Linked DNA regions of Homo sapiens: region 1 is linked to region 2. A link is an interaction called in ENCODE POLR2A ChIA-PET data of the cell type or tissue named here. Cell type or tissue: B cell. All regions are shown on one strand. Region 1 overlaps VAV1 (vav guanine nucleotide exchange factor 1). Region 2 overlaps RFX2 (regulatory factor X2).

Region 1 (5,000 bases), 710 kb before region 2:
TGATAACTTGCCCAAGATCCCACAGCTGTGACTGGAACCTGGACCCCCCACACAACTGGAGTCCATGTGCCTAGCACTGAGTCCCTCGGTCTCAGCGCTGTTGACATTTGGTGGGAGAGGGGCCTGTCCTGGGCATTGGAAGACACTCAGAAGCATCTCTGGCCTCTATCCAATAGATATCAATAACACACCAAGCCCTCCAGTAGTGATAACTGAAACTGTCTCCAGGCATTGCCAAATGTCCCCTGGGAGGACAGAGTCACTCCCCTCGCCCCCACTGCTGCCCCACACCACCCCTTAGTTAAGAACCATGCACCGGACATGCATGGTAGCTCATGCCCTGTAATCCCAGCACTGAGGCTGGGATGGGAGGATCACCTGAGCCCAGGATGTCAAGAGCAGCCTGGGCAACATAGTGAGACCCTGTCTCTACAAAAACAAACAAAACAAAACAAAACAGAAAAAAGAACCATGTGCTAGCCATTATGCTGTACTGCCTTCCTTCCCTTGCTTGATCAAACTCCCCAAGACCTGTTCCTCCCCTAGTCTTCCTACTACAGTAGAAGATACCCTAATTCACGCAAGTCCCTAAGCTGTAAACCTAGACACCACCCTGCCTCCTCTTTTCATTTCATTTCATTCCTTTTTTTTTTTAATTCTTGCCTTCCTGGAATATGAGACCTGCCTCCTCTTTTCATCCACCTCCACCCTTCCTCCTCAATGAAAATGTGAGCTGGATCCATGACTCCCAACTCCCAGTCGAGGCCACCATCACTTCTCATGGGGATGCCTTCATCAACCTTCTTTTTCCAGATCTCTCTTCTTTTTTTGTTTTTTGTAGAGGTGGGATCTCACTATGTTGCCCAGGATGGTTTCAAACCCTTGGCCTCAAGTGATCTTCCTGCCTCAACCTCCCAAAACACTGGGATTGCAGGCATGAGCCACCACACCTGGTCAGGGACCTCTTTAAACAATTGATCTGCTTAAATGCTCCAAGGATTTCCCATCCCCCCCTTAAGTTCCACACACATCCCCATAGCCATTCTAGGTAAGTACCTTCCTCCCAAACCTCATTCTTTACCACTCTCCCTCCACTCACTCCCTTCCTTCCAGAAGCTCCTTCATTCTGATTCTTCTCACCTTAGGGCATTTGCACAGTCTTTGCCCTCTCTGCCTCATGCTTCCCAGAGCTGGCTCCTCCTCCTGCAGCTCTCAGCTTTCCTTGACCACCCTCCAGAAAGCATGCCCTCCTCTTCTTCTTCCCCTTGATCCCTGGGTTTGTTTCATCTGTGACATTTATTACAATGTGCCAGCGTTTTGTCTATTTGTTTACTGTCTGGAATGGGTCTGGCCCCCTCTAAAGATGTATCCAGGTCAAATCCCTGGAAGCTGTGAAGGTGACCTGTGAACATTTTTTGGAGAAAACGACTTTGTAAGATGTAAGGTAAGGATCTTGAGATGGGGCGATGTCTCAGGGACCTTGAGATGAGGACATAGCTCAAGGACCTCAAAATGAGGAGATATCTCAAGGACCTTGAGACGAGGAGGTAGCTCAAGGACCCCAGGATAAGGAGCTAGCTCAAGGACCTTGAGATGAGATAGCTCAAGGACCTCGAGATGAGGAGCTAGCTCAAGGACCTCAAGATGAGGAAGTATCTCAAGGACCTCAAAATGAGGAGTTATCTCAAGGACCTCGAGATGAGGAAATAACTCAAGGACCTTAAGATGAGGAGGTATCTCAAGGACCTCAAGATGAAGAGATAGCTTGAGGACCTCGAGATGAGGAGATATCTCAAGGACCTCAAGATGAGGAGATAACTCAAGGACTTCAAGATGAGGAGGTATCTCAAGGACTTCAAGATGAGGAGATATTTAAGACCCACCCAGGCCATCTGGGATCATCCAGGTGGGCCCTAAATCCAATAACAAGTGTCCTTGTAAGAGACACACAGACAGACATAGGAGAAAACCATGTAAAGATGGAGTCACAATCCAAGGATGCATGTGAAATAGGAGGCAGGACTCGACTCTGGAGGTGGGGCTCAGACACTGGACCAGATTGAGGACTAGCTGAAACAGGGAAGAGGCAAAAGTGCCTCTCCATAAAACATGGCCACCAGTGCTATGTCAGTTTACCATTGCCATGGCAACACCCAGAAGCTGATGCCCCCTTCCATGGCAAAGACCTGACAACTCAGAAGTTACCACTTTATTTCTAGAAATCTCTGCATAATCCACCCCTTGATTTGCATATAATTAAAACGGGATAAATATGCCTGCAGCACTGCCTCTGAGCTGCTACTCTGGGCTCACTGCCAATGGGGTAGCCCTGCTCTGCAAGGAACAGTACCTCTGCTGCTGCTCTGCATGGTTGCTTCAATAAAACTTGCTAACACCACCAGCTTGCCCTTGAATTCTTTCCTGGGTGAAGCCAAGAACCCTCCAGGGCTAAGCCCCAATCTAGGGGCTCGCCTGTCCTGGATCATCTGGAGCCCCCAGAAGCAGGAATAGGCAGAGAAAGATTCTCCTTTGGAGCCCCCAGAGGGAGCACAGCTCTGCAGACACCTTGAGTTCAGACCTCTGGCCTCTAGGATTATGAGAGAATAAATGTCCTTTGTTCTAAGACATCCGATCCGTGGTTCTTTGTTACAAAAGCCACAAGGAACAAAAACACCACCCCCTCCCTCAAGAGGGCATGAACTCAGAAAAGTATTAACTGTGTCCATTATGTCCTGTGCTGTAACCCCAGCAATCAGTGTAGCCCTTATCACTGATGATAAAATAACATCAAATGAGTCTTCCTCCCCTCTTCCTCTCCCCAGCATTTATTTTATTTTATTTTATTTTTGAGACAGAGTCTCACTCTCTCACCCAGGCTGGAGTGCACTTGCACGATCTCAGCTCACTGCAACCTCCACCTCCTGGGCTTAAGTGATTCTTCTGCCTCAGCCTCTCGAGTAGCTGGGATTACAGGCGCCTGCCACCATGGCCGGCTAATTTTTTTGTATTTTTAGTAGAGATGGGGTTTCACCATGTTGGAGATCCACCCGCCTCAGCATCCCAAGGTGCTGAGATTACAGGCATGAGCCACCACGTCTGGCCTCTCCCCATCATTAAATAAAAAATAAGGCCAGGTGCAGTGGCTCATGCCTGTAATCCAGCACTTTGGGAGGCCAAGGCAGGCAGGTCACTTGAGGTCAGGAGTTCCAGACCAGCCTGGCCAAGATGGCAAAACCCCTTCTCTACTAAAAAATACAAAAATTAGCCGGATATGGTGGCACATGCCTATAAACCCAGCCACTCTGGAGGCCAAGGCAGGAGAATCACTCGAACCCATGATGCGGAGGTTGCAGTGAGCCAAGATCACACCACTGTAGTCCAGTCTGAGTGACAGAGAGAGACTCCATCAGAAAGGAAGGAAGGAAGGAAGGAGGGAAAGAAAAGAAAAGAAAGCAGAACAGAAAAGAAAGGAAAGAGCCGGGTGCGGTGGCTCATGCCTGAAATCCCAGCACTTTGGGAGGCCAAGGCAGGTGGATCATGAAGTCAGGAAATTGAGACCATCCTGGCTAACACGGTGAAACCCCATCTCTACGAAAATATAAAAAATTAGCTGGGCATGGTGGTGGGCACCTATAGTCCCAGCTACTCGGGAGGCTGAGGCAGGAGAATGGCGTGAACCTGGGAGGTGGAGCTTGCAGTGAGACGAGATCGCGCCACTGCACTCCAGCCTGGGCGACAGAGTGAGACTCTGTCAAAAAAAAAAAAGAAGAAAGGAGAGAGAAAGAAAGAAATTAAAATAAATATTCTAATTCAAAGAAGCCCTCAATCTCTTCTTTGCTGTTCTCAGCCAGTAATCATCAGATCTCTTTGGATTTTCCCCAAGACAGCAAGCTCACTCCCTCCAAAACTGGTTTGCCCGCCCCCAGGGCGATTCTGCCTCCCAGGGGACATTTGGCAATGTCTGGAGATACTGAGGAGAGGTGCTACTTGTGTGAAATGGATAGAGTCCAAGCATACTGCTAAGCATTTTAGAATACACAGGGCAGCTCCCAGGACAGAAAATGATCCGGCCCCACATGTCAACAGGACTGAGAATCAGAAATTCTGGCTTAAATTTAGAAGTCACTGCCCATATAAACACTGATTGCCTCCTGACATCTTATTTACCCTTCTGAGGTAACAGTTCCTCAGTTTCCTCTGTGGAAGCCACCCCAACCTCAACTCAAGGAATAGGCACATGACCCTGGCCTGGCCCATCAGAGCATGGTATTCTCCTGGCCACAGCAGCCGGTTCAGAAATAGACATGTGACCAGCCACCTCCCACCTCCACAAAAAAAGAATCATGTTCAAACAGCCAGGTGCAGTGGCTCACACCTGTAATCCCAGCACTTGGGGAGGCCGAGGTGGGCAGATCACGTGAGGTCATTCAAGACCAGCCTGGCCAATCTGGTGAAACCCCGTCTCTACTAAAAATACAAAAATTAGCCAGGTGTGGTGGCACCTACCTGTCTGTAATCCCAGCTACTAGGGAGGCTGAGGCACAAGAATTACTTGAACCCAGGAGGTGGAGGTTGCACTGAGCCGAGATTGTGCCACTGCACTCCAGCCTGGGCAACAGAGCAAGACTCAGTCTCAAAATAATAATAATAATAATAATAATAATAATAATAATAAAATAAAAAGAATCATGTTCAACGAAGGATAATGCTAGGACCTTGGCTTCAGTGACCAGAAAGCCAACCCCCCTATTTTCCATCGAACTCAGAGTGATGAGAATATAAATTTAGAGCAGGCTGGATGTGGTGGCTCATTCCTGTAATCTAAGAGCTTTGGGAGGCTGAGGCAGAAGGATCATTTGAGGCCAGAAGTTCCATATCAGCCTGAGCAACACAGTGAGGTCCATCTCCATTGAATGTTTTAATGTTTTTTTGTTTGTTTGTTTGTTTTTGAGACGGAGTCTTGCTCTGTCACCCAGGCTGGAGTGCAGTGGCGGGATCTC
Region 2 (5,000 bases):
AAGACCTTTGCACAGCTATTCCTCTTGCCCAGGCTGCTCTCTCCCACATCCTCCCAAGGTTGGCCCCTTCTTTGCAGCTGTCAGGTCCCAGCTCAGTGCCATCCTTAGTGCCACCCATAACTGGCTATCAAGAGGGGAGCCCTCTCCACCACCACCCCTGGCTCTATCCCTCTGCAATCACCTTGCACCACAGCCCGGATCTCTACTGAACAACCTTGTGTATCTGGAACCTTGTGTATTCTTGCCTGACAAGGATACTGGCACCCTGAGAGCAGCACTTTCATCTGACCTGCTCACCTTAGAATCCTCAGGCTGGGTGTCGTGGCTCACGTTTTAATCCCAGCATTTTGGGAGGCCAAAGTGGGAGGATTGCTTGAAGCTGAAAGTTCGAAACCAGCCTGGGCAACAAAGCAAGACCTCACCTTCTCTCTCTCTCTCTCTCTGTCTCTCTCTCACATACACACACACACACACACACACACACACACACACACATTAACCAGGCATGTGCCTGTGGTCCCAGCTACTCACAGGAGGCTGAGGCAGGAGGAATGCTTTAGCCCTGGAGTTAGAGGCTACAGTGAGTTGTGATCTTGCCACTGCACTCTCCAGCCTAGGCAACAGAGCAAGACCCATCCCTAAAAAAACAGAATCCTCAGAGCCTAGAATGGGGCTGGGCACTCAGTAGATGCACCTGGTTTTTCTTTTTTTTTTTTTAATTTATATTTTAAATCTACATACAGTCGTGTTTGCCTTTTTAGGTTTGCTGTTCTATGGTTTTTCACACTTGCATACTTTTTTTTTTTTTTTTTTGAGACAGAGTCTTGCTTTGTTGCCAGGCTGGAGTGCAATGGTGCAATCTCAGCTCACTGCAACCTCCGGCTCCCTGGTTCAAGTGATTTTCCTGCATCGGCCTCCCAAGTAGCTGGGACTACAGGCACGAGCCACCATGCCCAGCTAATTTTTGTATTTTTAGTAGAGACGGAGTTTCACCATGTTGGCCAGGATGGTCTCGATCTCCTGACCTCGTGATCCACCCACCTCAGCCTTCCAAAGTGCTAGGATTACAGGCGTGAGCCACCACACCCAGCCCACTTGCACAGATTCTTATAACCTCCATCTCAAACAGGATGGAGAGCAAGTCCAACCTCTCTCTGTAGTCAGACCCTGGCCCCATTCTTAGCCTCTGGCCACCATCTGCTGTCCCTTTCTATAGCTCTGCCTTTTCCAGAATGTCGTATAAATGGAAACATACATTGTGCAGCTTTTGAGACTGGCTACATTCACTTGGCATAAATGCCTCTGGGATTCATTCTGTCATTGCGTGTGTCAGTCGTTTGTTCCTTTTATTGCTGGAGCACAGTCCTTGTGTGATCCTACCACAGTTTGTTTGTCTGGTATATTTTCTCTTCATGATGGATGTTGAATTAACATGAAAACCTCTGGTTGTAAGAGCGACAGCATACTCTAGACCAAGTACACTAAATCGCAGTGATACTCCCTGCACAAACAGCCATTCTGTTTGGTAATTTACAGGATTACAGTTTGGTAATTTACAGGAACCTGCATGTCTTAGAATGTTTACCAATGAATTACAACTTTTAAAATGATATGCAAGTAATGGCCGGGCGCCGTGGCTCACGCCTATAATTCCAGCACTTTGGGAGGCCGAGGCAGGTGGCTCTCTTGAGGTCAGGAGTTCGAGACCAGCCTGGCCAACATGGTGAAACCCCGTCTCTACTAAAAATACAAAAATTAGCTGGGCATGGTGGCATGTGCCTGTAATCCCAGCTACTTGGGAGGCTGAGGCACTAGAATAGTTTGAACCCGGGAGGTGGAGGTTGCAGTGAGCTGAGATTGTGCACTGCACCCCAGCCTGGGAGACAGAGCAAGATTCCATCTCAAAAAATAAAATGATATGCAAGTAATACAAGTAACATTCTCCTGGGAAGGACCACCATCTACAGCAGGAGATTCAGAAATGAAAATTTCTCTTTTCGTCTTTCTGTCTATCCCACCTCATATGAGGTAAGCACTGTTAGTCATATAACTTGTGTCCTTCTAGATCTTTTTAAGGCCCCTTTACCTATTTTATAGTATGTATAGCTGGGGTTTTTTCAACATAAATTTATTCTGCAAATATTTGAGAGCCTACTGTGTGCCAGGCACTGCAGATGTTGGCTTTCTTTCTTGGAGACGGTACCTCTTCTTTTTAATGGCAGCATAGTTTTAGAGCTAGGATGCACCATAAGGTACTTAATGATTTTCCTGTTGATGAACATTTGTTTCTAAATTTTTATGACTTAAACTAATGCCACTGGGGACAGGTCGTCAATATACCTTTTTTTTTTTTTTTTTTACAGCTGTGCTGAGATCTGTTTTACATACCGTAAAGCTCACCCATTTGAAGTGTATGGTTCAGTGGGTCTTAGTATACTATCTTCACAGAACATTTTCATCACTCCGAAAAGAAGAAGAAACCCTGAACCTGCCATGAACAGCCACTTGCCCTTCCTCCTCCCAGCCCCGGGCAACTGTGAATCCACTTTCTGTCTCTGTGGATTTGCCTGTTTTGAACCTTTCATATAAACAGAATCACACACTATGTGGCCTTTTGTGACTGGCTTCTTCCACGTAACATAATGTTTTCAGGGTCCACTGTCCATCCGTTTACAGCATGTGCCAGTGCCTCGTTCCTTTTTTTTTTTTTTTTTTTTGAGATGGAATTTTGCTCTTGTTGCCCAGGCTGGAGTGCAATGGCGCGATCTTGGCTCACTGCAACCTCCGCCTCCCGGGTTCAAGCGATTCTCCTGCCTCAGCCTCCCAAGTAGCTGGGATTACAGGCATGTGCCACCACGCCCGGCTAATTTTGTATTTTAATAGAGACAGGGTTTCTCCATGTTGGTCAGGCTGGTCTCAAACTCCTGACCTCAGGTGATCCACCCGCCTCAGCCTCCCAAAGTGCTGGGATTACAGGTGTGAGCCACCGCGCCCGGCCGCCTTCGTTTATCCATCCATCAGTTGACAAACATTTGGGCTGTTGCTACTTTGGGGCCATTAGGACAACGCTGCTGTGAACATTGGTATCCAAGCATTTGTGTGGCCATGCACTGTTTAGCACATGTCTACTTCTGCAGGATGAATTTTGAGGAGGGGAAAAAGACCCCACTTATAGCTAGCTCTTTGTCTCTGACTGTGTAGGTTTGAACATCTCGTAAGTCTTGAGAAATGCTTGGAGGCCATTTCCTGCAGAGGCACACGCCCCTCTTGGGTGGGCTGGGGGAGGCAGTGGCAGAGCCCAGCCCACCTGCCCCAGCCACCAGTGCTCCCGGGTTTTGCATTCAGCCCCTGGCACACACTCATGGCTAACCCTGGTGCCCTTGCCTGTCTTTGACCCAGCACTGGCGAAGGAATTGGCAAAGCCACCAGGTTAATGATGCAAGCCCCAGAAACTTGCGGCATAGATGAGAAGGCAAATGGCCTCTCCTTTTGGAGAACTAAAGAGATTTAAGGAAGCTTGCTGGCTCACTCCCTCTCACCGGCAAGGATGGCACTAAACACAGTCCGCATCAATCACTGTTTTTGTTATGCGATTTATGAGTTGCTCAGCCGAGAATAAGGTTGCACGTGGTAGGAGGAGTTCTGTGTGTACCGAGGTCTCATGGAAGGACTGGATTTCTAGGGAAGAAAAGGGAAAAGGGAGTTGATGTTAAAATATCATTTCTATAACAGTAATGCAGTAGTGTTCATCTAGAAGGAGAGCTGCCACATTTGGCAAGATGCTGGGAGAGAAACAAGTATTAAGTACTTGGTTAAAATGACAAACCCCACAAATATGCCCTGGAATGAATATAGCTCATAGCAGGAGGCACTCCCTAAAGGGCTTAGCAACATCACAAATAGCGAAGAGTTTTTGAAATCACAAATAGCAAACAGCATAACTGCTTTTAGTTTCAGATATTTAAATCTGCAAAAAATCAGTAAATTATGTGGGTTACGTTATAATGGTGTGAATTACAACGATGACGCTAATGAACATTTATGGGCATTTTCCGTGTGCTGGGCTGGCCATTAAACTCCACACTTTGTAGGACTCCTCTCATTTAACACAACCACCCAACACAGATAGAAGTATTTTCTCCGTTTATGGACAAAGAAATGGAAGTGCAGAAAGATTTAAGTCCCTGGCTGAGGTCACCCAGCTAGAAACTGGAGGACCCAGGAACTGGACCCAGGCACCGGACCCAGGCACCCTCGCCTAGCCTCCTGTTTTAGAGCTAGGATGCACCGTAAGGTAGTTAATGGTATTCCAGTTGATGAACGTTTGTTTCTTATTTATGTATTTATTTATTTTGAGACAGAGTCTCTCTCTGTCACCCAGGCTGGAGTACAGTGGCACCATCTCGGCTCACTGCAACCTCAGCCTCCCGGGTTCAGGCGATTCTCCTGCCTCAGCCTCCCAAGTAGCTGGGATTACAGGCATGCACCACCACGCATGGCTAATTTTTGTATTATTTTTTAGTAGAGATGGGGTTTCGCCATGTTGGCCAGGCTGCTCTCGAACTCATGACCTCAAGTGATCTGCCCACCTTGGCCTCCCAAAATGTGCTGGGATTACAGGCATGAGCCACCGCCCCCAACCTCGTTTCTAATTTTTTGTGAACACCAAGCTCCGAAAGCCAAGTAAAGGGGTGACGCTGTGTATTTCAGAGCTCGATATTCCCTCTGCTTTCTTCCTCTCCTCTGTCCCCTATGCCAGATCCTCCAACTGTTCATGACCTTTGAACTTGAGAAGGGACCTCTTTTCTGCTTTATCTACACCTGCTTTCCTGGTGATCTCACCGAGGTACAAGAGTTGAAATGCATCTTAGAACCTCCAGTGTCCTAGTGTCTGCAGCCTGGCTCACTCCCCGAATCCTGGACTTGTGTACCTAGCTGCCTAGGTGGCAGCTGCATGTGGGTGTCATCTGATGGGCATCTGAGGCTTCTGTCACCCAAAA

Evidence for each region. ChIA-PET counts read pairs that join two places held together with the same protein. Peaks named below come from ENCODE experiments on the same cell type or tissue, not always from the same donor. Only the 100,000 strongest peaks of a DNase experiment are listed, where the experiment ranks them.
Region 1: POLR2A ChIA-PET joins it to region 2 with 8 read pairs; 1 of 35 experiments calls an interaction of 5 or more read pairs at or near these places.

The regions. Positions count from the first base shown.
Region 1 is chr19:6,788,026-6,793,025 of GRCh38, reverse strand. All of the region lies in intron 1 of VAV1 (vav guanine nucleotide exchange factor 1), which reads right to left. Among named protein-coding and RNA genes, the nearest start is that of VAV1, 18 kb to the right of the region's middle. In B cell, no CTCF peak of the experiment used is centred here; no DNase peak of the experiment used is centred here; H3K27ac peaks cover 1,879 bases.
Region 2 is chr19:6,075,698-6,080,697 of GRCh38, reverse strand. The region is part of intron 1 of RFX2 (regulatory factor X2); the gene reads left to right. RFX2-AS1 (RFX2 antisense RNA 1) reads right to left here. Exons shown (of 2, transcript NR_199041.1): 2 at 3,574-3,678. Among named protein-coding and RNA genes, the nearest start is that of RFX2-AS1, 16 kb to the right of the region's middle. In B cell, no CTCF peak of the experiment used is centred here; a DNase peak (open chromatin) is centred at 2,429.